Linked DNA regions of Mus musculus: region 1 is linked to region 2. A link is a contact called in ENCODE POLR2A ChIA-PET data. All regions are on one chromosome and are shown on one strand. The core of a region is the stretch at or near the end of the contact, and the rest is flanking DNA. Distances in the headings are between cores, read along the strand shown.

What was found. ChIA-PET counts read pairs that join two places held with the same protein, here RNA polymerase II (POLR2A).
Region 1: POLR2A ChIA-PET joins it to region 2 with 83 read pairs in embryonic stem cell. The contact joins the promoter of Cdc45 here to the promoter of Cldn5 in region 2. POLR2A ChIA-PET finds 5 or more read pairs at or near these places in 4 of 5 experiments (Patski and embryonic stem cell).

What each region holds. Positions count from the first base shown.
Region 1 is chr16:18,809,397-18,814,349 of GRCm38, forward strand. It overlaps Cdc45 (cell division cycle 45), which reads right to left and starts at 2,576. Exons shown (of 19, transcript NM_001358206.1): 1 at 2,119-2,576; 2 at 1,909-1,968; 3 at 993-1,085. The coding sequence starts at 2,169. Ufd1 (ubiquitin recognition factor in ER-associated degradation 1) reads left to right here and starts at 2,898. Exons shown (of 12, transcript NM_011672.4): 1 at 2,898-3,021. The coding sequence starts at 3,019.
Region 2 is chr16:18,773,718-18,779,372 of GRCm38, forward strand. Cldn5 (claudin 5) reads left to right here and starts at 3,130. Exons shown (of 1, transcript NM_013805.4): 1 at 3,130-4,545. The coding sequence starts at 3,279. The coding sequence ends at 3,935.

The DNA.
Region 1 (4,953 bases), core at 1,326-3,825, 35 kb after region 2:
CCAAGGAAGGAGGATTGTCCTCGGCTAGCAAATAAGATCTTGTCTCAAAATACTGGAGGTAAAAAACTCGACTGATATAAGTACTTCAAATTATAAATGAATCTCTTCCAAGTCATCCTAGAAGCAGCCAGGGACTCCAAATGCATTTTGACATGCCCTACCCATTCCCTATAGGGCCTTCAATAACCCATTCTCATCTGGTCCCAGGCAGAGGTAAGGAGTCTTGGTTCTACCGTTTAATTCCAAAGTGAAAACGTGTTTGATAACTGGAATGCATTTTCTAGAGATAACATAGAGCAGTAGTGTATCCTAATGAAATAAGTGAGGTTAGGACTGAACCCCCTCCCCAAGAGCAAGCATGAGCTGGATCTAGCCTGCTGCCCCCCACTCCCCCTGCACACATATGTAGCAAGTGCAGCTTCATCTTCACGTGGATCCCCAACAACTCAAGAGGGGGCTGCTCTGACTCTGTTGCCTTTATGTGGATTCCATTCCCCTAACTGGGCTGTTTTGTCTGGCCTCAGTGGGAGAGGTCCTGCAGTGACTTGATGAGCTGGGAGGGTGGGGGTGGGGGGGGTAACACCCTGTAAGGGGGGGTGGTTCTCCTTCTCAGAAAAGGGAATAGGAGGAGGTACTGTGGGGGGGGGTAACTAGGAGGAAGGAGGCTGATATGGGATACAAAATAAATAAATAAATGGAAACAACAAGTGAGGTCAGAGTAGGTGCTGCCCACAACTAAACTGTTTTTATTTTTGAGACAGGATCTTGTCGTGTAGCCCAGGCTGGCCTCAGTCTTGCTAGATGTAGTTCAAACCTACCTTAAATTGGTGGTTCCTTGGCAAATGTTGATTCCGCCACCATAACTTTAAGCCTAATAAAACTGATACTTCAAAAACACCCTTCTCCTACTTCAGAACTGGACAAATGCTAAGTATTAAGAACCTGCCACTGAGTAGAGTGGCCTAATTATTCTCCAATTCATTAGTTCATACCTGCTCTTTATGTTCAAGATATGCAGTTTCAAGTTCTTGCCACCCAGAAACCGGAACCAGCGTATACTGGACGTGGTCACACTGAAACAGGGCCTGGAGAGAGAGCATGTGGTCAGAAACCCTCATTAAAGATAACTTACCTGCAATCACCAGAAGCAGACTAGTTGAGTTGAGACAAAGATCTATGTGATATGCTGTTTGGTAAAAGGTCAATAGGAGAAGCTACGTGGCAAGGCTGTGAGCAAGAATTCAATCTGAATCTGTACAGTGTGCCAAAGTAAAACATTAAGAGAAAAAAAATACCCTAATTTTAATTACAGGGGTTCTGAAAAATTCCTAACCCCAGCACATTGTAAAAACCACACTATGAGCCGGGTGTGGTGGCGCACGCACGCCTTTAATCCCAGCACTCGGAAGGCAGAGGGAGATGGATTTGAGTTCGAGGCCAGCCTGGTCTATAAAGTGAGTTCCAGGACAGCCAGGGCTACACAGAGAAACCCTGTCTTGAAAAAACAAAAACAAAAAAACAAACCACACTATGGTCAGAGCCCAAACTAACAATCTTCTCTAATAGACTCGGGGCTCCTGTATTTCCTGCACTCCCTATTATACCACTCCCCACTGTCACATCTCCTCTCTCAAATTCCATCTTTGAGAGGTCATTTACAAATTCAAAGATTTCAGAAGTGAAACCATTTTCACTTGGGTTACTGTATAAAACACTACGTACTTGTCTCACTGTTTGCACTATACTTCTCTCTAGCTCCAGTATAGGTCAGAGAGGATATTTTGGGTTCCTCACCTCCTGCCTGCTCCTTCTGGTCCCTCCCCTTCTGTGACCTACCCCCTGCTGGGGCCAACCCTGATCTGTCACCTCTCCCTCCTGTCCTACCTTCCTAAGGTATTCAAAGCTCACCTGGAGGATCTTGCAAGCACACAAGGCATCCACGTCCGAGGCCACAAAGAGAAGGACCCTCTGTAGAAGCAAACGTGGACAGATGAGTTGAACACAGGGACGCTAAACTCTGTGGCAACTCTCTGACCTCCCGGCCCATCCACGGACACTCGCCCTCTTCTCCCCAGCCCCCAGATAAGGTTTGGATCAGGATCGTGGAATGGGAGTCACCTGGTTGTGGACCGTCTCGTAGAACTCCTTGCGGAAATCGGTCACGAACATAGCCACAGCGGCGGATACCTAGAACTGGCGCTGAGACACGGACAGCCCCGGAGGTCGTCAAGACTCCCGCCAAATCACAGCTCTTCTGATTGGTCCACGCCAGCAGCCAATAATTCTTAGCCTTTCCTCCTTTCTGATTGGTTCCTACTGGGGACAGCCAATAATGCTCTGCTATTCGCAGCTGGATAAGACCCGCCCGTCCCTCAAAAAATGAAACATCTTTCCTCAGGCTGCGAACCTTGTTGCCGGTGTTGACGCTAACGTCCAGTCACCCAAAACCACCTATGTTTGGCAGACATCTTTACTTCGGGAAGGAAGGTCTATTATCTGACCCTGGCATACTTAGAAAACAATATACTCTTAGACATAAAGTAAATTCAGTCACACATTATTTGAATGTGTTTCCAATAAGTTTCCAATACACGGTTCGTCGAATTAGAGTGAGCTATAGATTACTTCCGCCCGAATCCATGATGGCCGGGATCAACGCCGGAAACTCTAGCTGCATTCTGGGTATTGTAGTCCGTAAGGAGAACGGCTCCTATCAAGTTGTTTGGAAGAGAGTACTATCTAAACATTATAAACAGTCGCTATCCTGTGAAATCAATTATCAAGTGTTTTAATGTTTACTTTAAGTAATATTCAAACCTCAGGCCTTCCCATGACTTTCTGTTTTTCCGCCGCTGACTTCAGGCCTCCGTACCCCATCCCCTGCGGTGTTCCGTCACTTCCGGCGAGCCTCTCGCGGTTTCTGGGTTTCAGAGCAGTGGCCTGGACTGCAAAGAGGGAGCTGTGGGTTTTTATTGTAAGGTTCAGGAAAAGAAGCGGCATCACCAAACGCTGTCAGTCATGGTGAGTTGACCGGGGATCGCGAACCGGATGATGCCAGAGTTGCCCCTGGAGCTGGCAGGGAGGGCCTGGACCTGGTGGCGGAGGTGCCGAGTCACCCGGGCCTGCGTCGGGCCCCGACACTGTCCCGAGAGCTTCTGTCCCAAGTGGGACCCATAATTACGAGCCACCTCTTTTCTTCTTAGCTTGTCCGAGTCATGACTCGAATGCCTTTCGGCGGGACAGCAGCCCCGAGAGTAAAAAGGAACCTGCTACTTTATGTCGATAGTTCTCATAAGTGCTCGACACGCAACAAGTTTCCATGAACTCGGAGTTAACTGGAGATTTCTTGGGGGAGTGGCGCGAGGGAGGAGAAAACGAAGGACATTAAGCTCAGCCAAAGTTCCCTGACCTTTTATTTAGTAGAAATCATGTCTTAGGCTGTATGTCACGTTGTGTTCATCACGTTGTGATAACGACAATAGGTAATATGTAGTGCGCCTTTTTTCTATCAACGTATACTTATTTAATTCCTGCATTCCCCATGGAACATAGGTACGTAGTTATTATATTTACCGGTAGAACTAAAACTTAGAGAGGTGGTACTCAGGAAAGTGAGGCTCAGAGGTTGGAAGTCAAGTCCATCCGGCTGCAGTGATGTCTCATCACTCCTGTATATAGTGTTGACTCCGTGCCATTTGTTTGTTTGTTAAAAACAAGAAGTGATTATTAGATTTTTATCCTGAGTGTCACAGTAAGTCCCTGTCTAAGTTCATTTACATAACCAGCACTGAGTGTTTGATGTGTTAGGCATAAAAGCTTTAAAGGAAGTAACATGGATGATAGAAGCTCATGTTCATTGGTGGCTGAGTTGGAAGGATACCGTTCGGGTGTTGCATACTTCATGTACGTTGTTTATGTTCCAGAGAGAAGCAGTAGGTTAGATGGATGGCATAGGTGAAGATGCTTTGACGAGCACACACCCCCCACCCCCCAACCCCATGGCTCAAAAAAGGGCTTTGTGGGTTATGCACCTAAGACTGAGTCACACAGTTCTGGTACTTAAAGAAAAAGATAAAAGACTGAAGCACGCCTTTAATCCCAGCACTAGGGAAGCAGAGGCAGGCAGATTTCTGAGTTCAAGGCCAGCCTGGTCTACAAAGTGAGTTCCAGGACAGCCAGGACGATACAGAGAAACCCTGTCTCGAATAAACCAAAAAAAAAAAAAAAAAAGACTGAAAACTTGTGTACTAGTAACTGAAGAACAGTTTATTGGTGGGGGATGTTGGTGTGCACGTGGGCTTGAGAATAGAAGCCTTCGGGTGGGTATGTGAGCCCGTATGTGCATGTGAAGGTCAGCAGACTGTCTTGGATGTAGTTCTTCGTGTCTTGACTTTGCTGGCTGGTATGAGAAAATACTTGATATGCAGTGTGCAGGTCTGTTCTGTGCTGTGAGCACCAGGAGAAGCACTAACTCTGACCCCTGCCAAAGCAAGGGAGGCTTGCTGAAGAAGAAAAAGCATTGTTACTGAAAGCCAGGTGGAGGAATACATACATGGGCATCTGCTTTTCACCACCTGCAATGCTCTTTTGGGTTTCTTGCCCAGTTGACACTCAGACATGTAGGTCTTTAATGAGGGTCTCCTCCTGAACACTTGGTTAACATCCATTCTCGGGTGCTCTCTGTCCCGATACCTGTTTCTTGTCTTTAAAACTCCTAGACATAGGTATTTTATTGTTATCTTCCTTGTCTTTCATATCAAGTTCCCCAGGGCAGAGGTGATATCTGCCTGCAGTACCCAAACATTACTAAAGTGATATCCCCTAAAGTCCAGATTGGAGCCACACAAATGGTAGGCACTCAGGAAAAGAGGTGGCTTCTAAGTTAAGGATGGTGGGGAAAGGGCTCCAGGTGGAGTTACAAGTCCAGAGACAGAAACGTTAGGTTAGGAGATG
Region 2 (5,655 bases), core at 1,880-4,379:
CGGAGATCACCCTAGGTTCCCAGCCCCTCAGTCAGTGACATGAGGAGGGGGGTCTTAAGATGCTTCCTGTTGGGCCAGTGAGAGCCTGGGCTTTTTGTCTTCCACCAAGAAATGGCTCTGGGCAAGAAGAATGTTGTTGACCTGTAAATGTCTGCTGAACTTGGGGAAGACATCCTGGACCAGAAACTGAAAGATAGAAGTAAGGCTGGGGTTTTTGTTTTTGTTTTTGTTTCCTTCCCTCACTCCCTTTGAAATAAAGCCTGTTTGTTAAGAGCTCCTCAAATCCAAGCCCCAGGAACCTGGAGCCTAAATTTAGATTGCCATGGAAGGTCAACGGATCCCCTCAGGGCAGGGTCAGCCAGCAGCTGCTAGAGATAAACTTTGCTTTTCTGCAGACTCAGGCCTTTCTGTCACAGGATTAATAGGATCCTGTGCCATTTCCCCTGGGAAAGCAGAACAATAGCAGGGCAGGAGCAGGTGGCCTGCCTGGCAAGCCCCCTACCACCCCAGACTCCCTGGCCCTGGCCCTTTGCTGCACTCTGGCTATGCTGACCTCTTTCTGCTCCAAGGTCAGATCCTCTGTGAGCCGTGTCCCACCTCTAGGGTGATCTACTTAGTTTTAGTTTGTAGTGTTGGTGATGGAACTTGCTAAGCAGTGCTCTACCCCAGAGCTACATTGCCTAGCCCAAGTGCATCTGTACACCAGCATCTTATACTCAGATTTCCAACTGCTCCTTGGGATCTTCTTCCTGGACTCCTGCTGCGCTGCCACCTTTTCAGAGAACCCTCTGCTGGGTTTTGCCTTCCTATCTGGTACTTTGTTGGCAGTTTGTTTATTAAGTGGCCTGTGCTGTGTGCTCTGGGAGAGACAGTGTCCAATGCACACACACACACACACACACACACACACACACACACACACACACAAATCCCCAAGGAAGGATCTGGGGTGGTCACTTGGGCCACCTTTAGTTTTGAGGAGGATCGAGGAAGCATTGCCAGCCCTGGCTGTCCATTTCTGGAGTGGTTCTGGTCCCGCTGCATGCTGGAGAGTACGGTATCTAAGGTTCCACTGGCAATTATGAATTTACCAAAGGTATGTGAACTTGCTCGGACCATTCTGGGTGCAAGGCTGGGGACAGTACCGAAATGGTGGGTAGGAGGGCAGACAGAAGGAAGGGAGCATGTCCTGCTGTTTGTAGCCCCAAATAGTTGAAAGCAGCAAGCTGCTTCTTGTCTGGGACAAATGTGTGTCCCAGAAGATCCCCGTATTCCCGGGACACTAGTAGGAAAGCCAGCGGGCAAAAGCTATCCTGGCTTGGACCTTCTGGGGCCTGCGTGTAGAGAGATATTCTCAGATGTGTGCATCAGCATGTCCTGCAGAACAGCAAGACAAGACAGGAACAGCAGGAAGGCTCATTCCAAGGCCCAGGGAAGATGGATCTGGTTGAAGTATAAAGTGTGTAAATATTTTCCTGGTCACTTACAGCCAGCTTAGTCTAGGCTGCTCCCAGGATCCAGTTCTTTGCCAGTGGGCAATGAGAGCCATAGAGGATTACAGGCCAGGGCCTGCAGGAGTAGCCTTGTTGGGTCATCTGAAGAGGGTTCAGTAGTTGCTCCAGGAAGGTGCCTGGGAGCTTGAAGGGAGGGGGCTGGCAAAACAAAATTCTGCAGACTGGAGCAGGGGGAGCAGGATTTGAGTTTACATCTACTGAGCAGGGAGAAGGGTCTGCAGAAAAGCAGGGGTCTCTAGAAGATAGAAGGCAGCAGTTAATATATGATAGCTGGAAGAGGTACCAGGGAGGACAAGAAAGGGTGTGTATGTGAGGCTCTCCCGCCGTCTTCTAAGAACAGTTTGTTGTAGGGTGAAGTAGGCAATGACCTGGCCCCATAGACCTCTAGCTCAGAGCCATCTCCAGAAGGAAGCAGGGACCCATAAAAGGGAGAGATTTACCAAAATCTCCACATCTGTGGCTGGCCTCAACAATGTCATCCTTTCCCTATAGAGGCCCTGAGTTCTTTTGAGCAGAGGAAACAACAAAACAAAACCCCCAAACAGAACAACAACAGAAGACAACAAAGCCCAGCTGGAGTCCAGGGTTAGCTGGAAACAAAGGGAGCAGGGAGGAGTGTTCACTGGAAAGAGGCTGGCGCCCTAGTTTGGTTGTGGGCTGTGGGGCCTGGTGCCCCCACCTGAGCCTCAGGGACCCAGTGTGTCTAACCCAGTGGACCTTTCAAGAAATGGCTGGGCCATTGTGCAGAAGAATGCCCGGAAATCCCGCGGCTCCCTCCTCCACCGAGGATGGGGGCTCTTCCTCCTGGCCAGGAAACTCCAAGTTGGCTTCCGGAGGGTGGCCTGGGGGCTGGGGTGGCAAAGCACCACAACTATTTGTAGGATGGCAAGGCATAGCCTTTCTATGTCCCATCGTGTCTCTGCTGTCCCAGGATTCCAGTATGCTGTGTTAGGATCACAGCCTATCTGCTGGAGAAGACTGGACGTCGGAGAACCCTCAGGGGTTGCGCAGCATCCCAGAGGAGAGCACAGGCCCTTGCAGTGTTCACTTTGTGTCAGACCAGTGGTTCCAGGGAAGGAGTGAGAACTGTAGGCGGTGGTTGGGTAGGATCATGAATGAGGTTATAATTAAGGGCAAGCCCAACACAGGCTTGCCGAGCATCTCCGCTTGGTGTGCCAAGGGAAAAACGGCGGGCGTAGAGGTTTGTTTCACCTGTGCACGGGGGCTCAGAGAACCTCCAGGCCAAGCAGTCTGCAGAGAGGAGTTGGAATGATCCGGGATGTAGCAGGTGGAGCTGGTGAGTGTAGGTTAGGGGTCATGCTGCTAACAGTGGAGACAGGGGCGCACAGATCTCCTGTGTACCTGCCAAGATCAGCCCCTACTAGGACAGAAACTGGTAGGGTCTCAGACTGCGGTTCTGCAGGGTGCGGTTCGGGTGAGCAGGACTAGTCCTGCTCGCCCGTGGTTTCAGTAACTGTAGCTGTCAGGGGGTCCGCGATTGGCTGTGGGCCGAAGGTCTGCTCATGGATTGGTTGAGCTAACTCGGGGGGCTGCGCCCTGGGGGCAGAGTCCGCCCCCGAGACTTCAAATAGGACAACAGGTTACTTCAGAACCCAGTTGGTGTAGTTAAAACCTCCTCTTCTGCTCCAGGACTGGAGGCTCCAGAGCAGAGGCACCAGAATCAATTCCCAGCTCCCAGCCTAAGCAGCGCAGAGAGCACCCGGAGGCCCCAAGGGCCGTCGGGTGAGCATTCAGTCTTTAGCCATGGGGTCTGCAGCGTTGGAAATTCTGGGTCTGGTGCTGTGTCTGGTAGGATGGGTGGGCTTGATCCTGGCGTGTGGGCTGCCCATGTGGCAGGTGACTGCCTTCCTGGACCACAACATCGTGACGGCGCAGACGACTTGGAAGGGGCTGTGGATGTCGTGCGTGGTGCAGAGTACCGGGCACATGCAGTGCAAGGTGTATGAATCTGTGCTGGCGCTGAGTGCGGAGGTGCAGGCAGCTCGGGCACTCACCGTGGGCGCTGTGCTGCTGGCGCTGGTGGCACTCTTTGTTACCTTGACCGGCGCTCAGTGCACCACCTGCGTGGCCCCGGGCCCAGTTAAGGCACGGGTAGCACTCACGGGAGGAGCGCTTTACGCGGTGTGCGGGCTGCTGGCACTCGTGCCGCTCTGCTGGTTCGCCAACATCGTTGTCCGCGAGTTCTATGATCCGACGGTGCCGGTGTCACAGAAGTACGAGCTGGGCGCGGCGCTGTACATCGGCTGGGCGGCCTCCGCACTGCTCATGTGCGGTGGCGGCCTCGTGTGTTGCGGCGCCTGGGTCTGCACCGGGCGCCCTGAGTTCAGCTTCCCGGTCAAGTACTCTGCGCCGCGGCGGCCCACGGCCAATGGCGATTACGACAAGAAGAACTATGTCTAAGGGCGGGAGGCATGGCGGGGCTCTTCCCGCAGCTAAGCCCGCGATGGGAAAGACCGATGCGGGAAGCCGTGTGTGGATGACGACCACCGCTGGGTTGCGCAGCGCAAGTCATGCTGGGTTCGGGCCAGACTTGCCCGCTCTCAGAGTCCGTTGACCATCACTAGCCGGGCCCTGCTCAGAACAGACTACAGGCACTTTTAAGAACTTGACCGACCTTTTCTTCTATGCGCAGTTGGCCACGACGTGGGTGGAACGCTCAGATTTCATCGGTGAAGTAGGCACCAAACTGCCGCGAACAGTTCCTACTGAGATCCTGGGGGCACTAGATGCTGCCTTAATGTCCAGTGGCACCTGCTAACCTGAAAGGGCAGCTGGAGAAACCCCGGGGCTGCCAGAGGGACGTGTTAAAAAGGGCATTTTCTTTGTTAGTGGAGAAGAACCTACTGAACCAAAGGACTTAGCCTGGACCTGGTCTCACTCCAGCACTCCCCCAAGGTGGGGGCCCTGTAGGTACCAGAGCCTTAGAGGGGTTGCCTTCCTCCTGGAAGCTTGGGGCTTGGGGGGTGGGCCGGGCAAGAATTTGCTCAGTAAATGGTTTGAACACTTTCAACTGTGTCCTGTCCTCTGTCCAGAGACTCCTTGTGCCCAGCTCCCTATTCATCTACCCACCCCTCCTCAAAGACTCCCTGCAGGGATTTCTCCAGTTTTCAACTCAGCCAAGTGCTGGAGTTAGGCTGGGATACAGGAGGGGAGGCAGAGCCCAGGAGAGGATCCAGCTGGAGTCTCACTCGCATCATGGGAATGGCAACTTGGGTGATGGGAAATGCTGAGAGTGGATAGCTAGGTTGCTGGCTTCTCCCAGGAATACCTCCAACACTTTTACCCCCAGTGCTTGCTCAGCTCCAAGTATCAAGTGGCCACCGACAAGGGCACACGGCTAGACTAGGCACTTCCCTCATGTGTGGGAGCCACAGTGCATGGCTGATGTGATGTGTTCAGTCTTCAGCTGACTGCAGTACATAACAGCTGCTATGGGAGAGGCACTTGCCCAGGGTAGCTGGGCCCATTGCAGCCCTTTGTCCTAGTCCTCTGGCTAGTGTGGCTCTAAACAGGGTCTAGGGTTTGTGTCCATCCTGCTGATAATGCACCTATGTTGACAGAGAATTTTGGGTGTTACTATCCTGGGGGAAAAGAGGGTCCAGGACTTGGGAAAAGATCCCAGGAGGGTAAAGCGAGTAAAGCCAACAGCCAAAGAAAGCTTATTGTTTCTCTTTGGGCTAAAAGGCCAGAGTCAGGAATGCACAATGGATACGGGAAGGGGCTGCAAAAAGAGGCATACAAAGCCCAGTCAGAAGGAAGGCTTGGCATCTGCTACCAACCCTGGCTACATCCAGTACCCAGTCTTTTAGGCCTGGCTAGGTGCCTCAGGGTGGGGAAGGGGTTAAAACCTAAGGATGTGAGCGTAAGAGATTCAGGGCAGATTCTGGAATTGGGGACAAAGAAGGCAAGGGTGGAACTTACAGGGAAGCTGACTTTCTAATGGCTGCTCAGGCCCCAATGAGACAGCCTCAGTGGAAGACCTCACTGAATCCAGGTGAACTCAGTCCAGCAGGTGCATGTGCAGGAAGGATCAAGAGCAGTCCCAAGCTTGGGAACATGTGATCCTAGATCTGGCCCTGTGCCCTAGCAGGCCAGTGTATGGTTATGCTGGCACACTTGG